Regions from separate parts of the Homo sapiens genome. Here region 1 is linked to region 2. A link is a contact called in ENCODE Hi-C or POLR2A ChIA-PET data. All regions are on one chromosome and are shown on one strand. Each heading gives the region's core, a stretch centred on a gene start or an enhancer-like site at or near the end of the contact. The rest is flanking DNA. Distances are from core to core; before and after follow the strand shown. Region 1 overlaps RNF212 (ring finger protein 212). Region 2 overlaps LOC105374343 (a long non-coding RNA gene).

What was found. Hi-C counts contacts between places; a loop is a spot of excess contacts on that map. ChIA-PET counts read pairs that join two places held with the same protein, here RNA polymerase II (POLR2A). Pooled maps may share reads with other maps.
Region 1: a loop to region 2 is called in a map of MCF 10A, with 5 times the contacts of the local background. The contact joins two enhancer-like sites. A Hi-C loop is called at or near these places in 5 of 168 maps with a recorded cell type or tissue (CD14-positive monocyte, HepG2, MCF 10A and 2 more) and 4 of 50 pooled maps. POLR2A ChIA-PET finds 5 or more read pairs at or near these places in 5 of 52 experiments (BJ, MCF 10A, PC-3 and 2 more).

What each region holds. Positions count from the first base shown.
Region 1 is chr4:1,081,070-1,083,769 of GRCh38, reverse strand. It overlaps RNF212 (ring finger protein 212), which reads left to right. Exons shown (of 10, transcript NM_001131034.4): 6 at 2,151-2,203; 7 at 2,303-2,351. Among named protein-coding and RNA genes, the nearest start is that of RNF212, 31 kb to the left of the region's middle. Within about 2 kb of position 1,314, at least 7 of the 41 ENCODE cell types and tissues checked have a DNase peak (open chromatin) inside an H3K27ac peak, as active enhancers do; they include PC-3, where a contact is called at or near this core.
Region 2 is chr4:1,042,480-1,045,179 of GRCh38, reverse strand. All of the region lies in intron 1 of LOC105374343 (a long non-coding RNA gene), which reads right to left. Among named protein-coding and RNA genes, the nearest start is that of FGFRL1, 32 kb to the right of the region's middle. Within about 2 kb of position 1,444, at least 12 of the 41 ENCODE cell types and tissues checked have a DNase peak (open chromatin) inside an H3K27ac peak, as active enhancers do; they include PC-3, where a contact is called at or near this core.

The DNA of each region.
Region 1 (2,700 bases), core at 65-2,564, 39 kb before region 2:
GCTGTGATCTCCGTCGTCTTAGGCCACCTGGTCACATGCTGGGTTGCTTCTTCCAGCTCCCTGATTTTCAGGTTAAGCCAGTGAACCCCACTGAGTTTGTTTGTTTGTTTGTTTGTTTGTTTGTTTGTTTTTGAGACAGAGTCTCACTCTGTCACCCAGGCTGGAGTACAGTGGCACGATCTCAGCTCACCTCAACCTCCGCCTGCCGGGTTCAAGCGATTGTCTTGCCTCAGCCTCCTGAGTAGCTGGGATTACAGCCCCACCACGCCTGGCTGATTTTTGTATTTTTAGTAGAGACGGGGCTTCACCATGTTGACCAGGCTGGTTTCGAACTCCTGACCTCAGGTGATCCGCCCACCTCAGCCTCCCGAAGTGCTGGGATTACAGGTGTGAGCCACCACACCCGGCCCCCATTGAGTTTTTGTTCTGTCCATTACAGTTAACATTTTGAGAACATTCCTGCTCATTTCACCATTTGGAAAATAGTCCTTGCTCATTGTTGCATCTTCGTCTTTTATGTAGTCATTTCACAGGCAGCCTTTTTATTTTCCTTACCTGATATCCTCAGGAATCCAAATCTGCCTTCTTTTCTTCCACTCTCGCTGGAGGGAGGTATATTTCTGCTGATCTCTGGTGAGGTTGCACAGGCCAATCCCACTCTCTACATACCTGGTATCGCCTGCATTTTCCTCCAGAGAGGATTCCCATGTGCTCTGCCAGCCCAGCTGACCCGCCCCAGACCGCTGCGCCCCCGACCCCGTCTTGCCCGGCCTCACTGTGGTGGCGTTCGTGCCACCCACTTTTGTTGTCATTGTTGTTTTTGTCATCATCCTCTTGCTCCCACGAAACAGTGCATTTTAGAGTTGTCTGGAATCAGGAGCAAGTGCCCTTCAGAGGAGCCAGGCCACGGCCCTGCCAGACGCAGAAGGCTCAGGTACTTCCGCCCACCACAGTCAGCCACGCAGCAGCCAGTGTTTACTGAGCACCAGGTGCATTCTCAGCACTGTTCTGGGGGCTGGCAATTCGGAGTAAGCCAAACACGCCCAGTGCCCGTCCTCTGGGAGCTTCTGTGTGGGGAAGAGGAGGCAGAAAGTGAACTTGTATGTCGGGCCGGGACACAGGCTGTCAGGATAAGTGACTCTGGGTGAGGATGTTGAGGGGCAGTGCCAGGGCAGGCTCTAGGAGGTGACTCAGAGCGGAGGCCCCAGTGGTTGAGCTGTTGTGCAACTGCCTATTCCTAGCTGGCTTGGTCCCAAACTGAAACTGCTGAGGGCAGACTGTTCGTATCTCAAAACCCAGCCAGCATAGACGGGCACTCGGTGCCAGGAGACAGCCCCACCCCTCATGTGCAGTCATGCACCTCAGTGTGTCCACAGAAACAGACACGCTCCCCCAGTCTTACGTGTGCATCTCAGCATGTCCACCAGGCCCTGTGAGGCAGAGAGGACCCAGGTGCAGCAGCCTTCTGTGGCCGGGAGTCACAGGGCACAGCAGGTGGTCTCTGCTACTGGCCATCGTGGAGATCAGTCCAGGGTTGCTAGACTGGAAAACGTGACCAAGTAACTTGTCCATATTTCTCTTGCTGGCCTGTTTTTCTTTCTTTTCTCTTTTCTTTCCTTTCCCTTTCCCCTTCCTTTTCCTTTTTTGAGATGAGTTCTTGCTCTGTCACCCAAGCAGGAGTGCAGTAGTACAGTAGTACAATCACAGCTCACTGTAGCCTCCAACTCCTGGGCTCAACCAATCCTCCCGCCCCTGCCTCCCAAAGTGTTGGGATGATGGACATGAGGCACCATGGCTGGCCTCTTAGTGGCCTTTCAAAGCTGGTGCGTTAGTGGCTCCTGTTGTCAGGTCTTAATTTCACACCTTTAACACCCGCAGTGGCCATGTGCTGAGTGACAGTTGCAGTTGTAAGAGCCAGTGATGTAAATGGCAGTGGGGTGTTGAGTTCACTTGGCTTCAGCGCTAGGGAGGAGCAGGGCCGTGCGACTCACAGGACGCTATGGGAACTGCTGAATTCATGTGAAATGCCGTTTGCAAACCCAGTAAGAACATTTCACTGATTCAGAGCCTTCTTACACTTTCAGTTGGGATGACCTGGGGGGAAGTCAGTTTTTATGATTTAATTCAATACCTTTTCTCCATCTATTTAGTATGAGATCATCACAACAAACAGCTTTCAGCACAATAAAAAGTTCAGTTTCAAGTAAGTAAAATCATGCCAGAAAGAGAACAAAATAGAGATGCATGTTGCTGAGTCACACTGTGTGCACTGACGCTGGCATTTTCGTCATCACTCTTCCAGCAAAACCACACGGATGCCTGCTGCCACCTCACTCATCAGCCCCCGACAGGTGTGTGGGTTGCTTGCAGAAATCACAGGACCTGCAGGTCTTTCCGATTCTGCACCTGCCTTCCCATCCCAACCCCACCCCCTCTCCAAGCCCCCAGATTTTGCTAATCCATACAGTTGACTGGACATGAACTCATTTTGGTACTTATTTCATCTCCCTGCGAGGCTCAGGTCCCAAACTAAGTGTGTGATCCAGGTGGCCAATCAGAGCACTCCATCCTGCAGCGACAGTGATTGGTTTGGGAATGATCATGTGACCCAGTGTTCTGCGTGCCCCCCGCTCAACTGGCGTTCCAGTGCCCGGCAGCTGACAGCCCTGCCCTAACAGGAAATTAAGGGGCTGACCTGGT
Region 2 (2,700 bases), core at 195-2,694:
ACAAAGCCTGGAATCTTGGGGGAAGCAGAGGCCACCCCTGGCCTGCACTGTGGGGAGGGGCTCAGGGCTCAGATGCCTCTCAGGGCCACTGTTCCTCGGGCCAGGCTCATTCAGACACATGGCTGGGTCTGATCACAGTCTCAGGCGATGGGCATGGGGCAGGGGTCTGAGGCTGGGAACAGACAGCCCCTCTCCGAGTCTGGCAGGAGGGCAGCTCAGGAGCTGGCCTGGGCCAGTGGCTGCCCCCAGGCAGGGCCAGGTGATTCCGGAGGCAGCAACAGATGTTCTCCAAAGCTGCCTCTGAGACAGGACCAGGGCTGCAGGGTTCATCCCTCATTTTTCCAAATGTAGTAGACTTAAATCATCACCATATTTACTTGGAAAACTGCTTTCACAAGAGCCCATATGACCGCAGGAACAGAAAAACACCCATGGCAGTGAGGTTGCTTTGGCGGAACCCGCCAGGTGGCCCCACCAGGGCTCACAGCGCAGGAATTGCCTTAAATAGGGCAGCTCCAGCTCCAGCAGAGCAGAGGACACCCCAGCTCCGTTCCCAGTCATCCAGGCAGCAGAAAGCAACACAGGACCTGGCTCCGTCCTCACGGAACGTGTGGGCTGGGAAGGCCTCACATGCCTGGCAAGGGGCTGGGGCTCCCCAGGACCTTCAGAGCACCAGGCACCTACCCTGGCAGCTGGGGAGAGTAGGACTTACGGGACCTTCATCTGCTCCAGACCCTCAGAGCTGCGTTTTCCCCAAGGGAAGGGAAACATGGCTGCAGGAACTCAGGAGGGCTGGAAAGAATGTGGTTCTTGGACTTACGGACCTTCAGAAACCTCAGGAATCCACTCTCAGGAAATGTCTTTTCTGCCCTCATAGAAACACTGAGAAATGTGGCCTTAAGCCCGATGGAGCCCGGGGCTGCCTGCGATCAGGCACCGGAGGGCTCGGACCTGCAACTAGGGTGGGTTGGGGGGCTTGGCGCCAGAACACCAGGATGAGAGGGGCCGGGCTCAGCGCAGCTCAGCGCCTCCGGGGACCACGTGGTGGCTGGTTCAATTCACGTGAGGCTTGGAGAGCAGGGTTTAAGAGGGTCCCTCAAACCAAGCAAGAGAGCAGAGGGAGTACTGCGGAGCCAGGGCCAGCAGTCTGCGTTCAGAGCAGCCCTGCTCCCGGCCACCCCGTTCCGGCTGCCTCTCCCGCCCCCAGGTCCCTGCCCCCTGCTCTGCCGTTCCTGCCCGGCTGCAGCTCACCCCAGGCCCGTCCGGCATGGAAGGGGAGGCCCTGGGCTGGGGCGGGGGGTGTCCGTGAGTCAGCAAGTGACCAAGCAGGGGTTGCATCACCTCGATGACTCGCACGCCTCCCTGCAGAGGGTCCCGCGGCTGACTCAGGAAGGGGATGAGTGATGGGTGTGAGTCATCACTCGCGGAGCCAGTGGTCACTGGAGGCGTCCAAACACAGACTCTCAGTGTTGGAATTGGCAGGAGCTGTGGGGATGGACACACTCAGTCTGTGGCTGCAGTCGGGGAAACCAACGCCCTGCTCCCCATGCAGCCTGCACACCGCACCCAGGAAGCCTGCCTCTCCTGGACAAGGTCCTCCACAGCTCCCTTTGTCCTCAGTATGTGGACCCTTTGGGGTGTGGCCCAGCCCCTCCTGACCCCTTAGGGCACACCCCAGCCACAAAGCACCACACGCGGCCACCCAGGTCTCAGGCAGCCTGGGAAATGTGTCTGTGCATCACTGCTCTGTGCCAGTGGACACGTGTGTGCGCGTGCATGTTGGTGTGCAGATGTGTGTATGCATGCATATGTGTGCATGTAGGTGTGTACATGTATGTGTGCGTGTAGGTGTATGTAGGTGGTGTATGTAGGTGTGTGTATGTGTATGTGTATATATGTGTGCACGCATGTATATGGGGTGTGCATGTGGGTGTATATGTGTGCCTGTGGGTGCATGTAAGGGTGGGTGTGTGTATGTCAGTGTGCAGGGGTGGGGGGTGTGCATGTGTGTTGTGTGCGGGGGTGGGTGGGTACGCGTGTGTGGGTAGGTGTGCGGTGGTGGGTGTGTGTGTCAGTGTGTGGGTGTGGGTGTGTGGGTGTGTGTGTGTCAGTGTGCAGGGGTTGGGGGTGTGCATGTGTGTGTCAGTGTGCAGGGGTGGGTGGGTGGGTGTCTTGTGCAGATGTGTGTGTGTCAGTGTGTGGGGGTCGGTGTGTGTGTGTCTGCGGGGGTGGGTGTGTGGGTAGGTGTGTGTGTGTCAGTGTGGGGGTGGGTGGGTGTGTCAGTGTGCAGGGGTGTGTGTCGGTGGGGTGGGTGTGTGTCAGTGTGCAGAGGTGAGTGGGTGGGTGTGTGTCAGTGTGCGGGGGTGGGTTGTGTGTCGGTGTGCGGGGATGGGTGGGTGTGTGTTGGTGTGTGGGGTGGGTGTGTGGGTAGGTGTGTGTATCGGTGTGCGGGGGTGGGTGTGTGTCTGTGCGGGGGTGTGTGTCAGTGTGCAGGAGTGGGTGTCAGTGTGCAGGAGTGGGTGTGTGTCAGTGTGCGGGTGTCACTGTAGGTGTGTGTCGGTGTGGGGGGTGGATGTGTCAGTGTGTGGGGGTGGGTGTGTGTCAGTGTGCGGGGGGTGTGTTTGTGGAGGTGTGTGTGTCGGTGTGTGTGTGGGTGTGTCAGTGTGCGGGGGTGTATGTGGAGGTGTGTGTGTCGGTGTG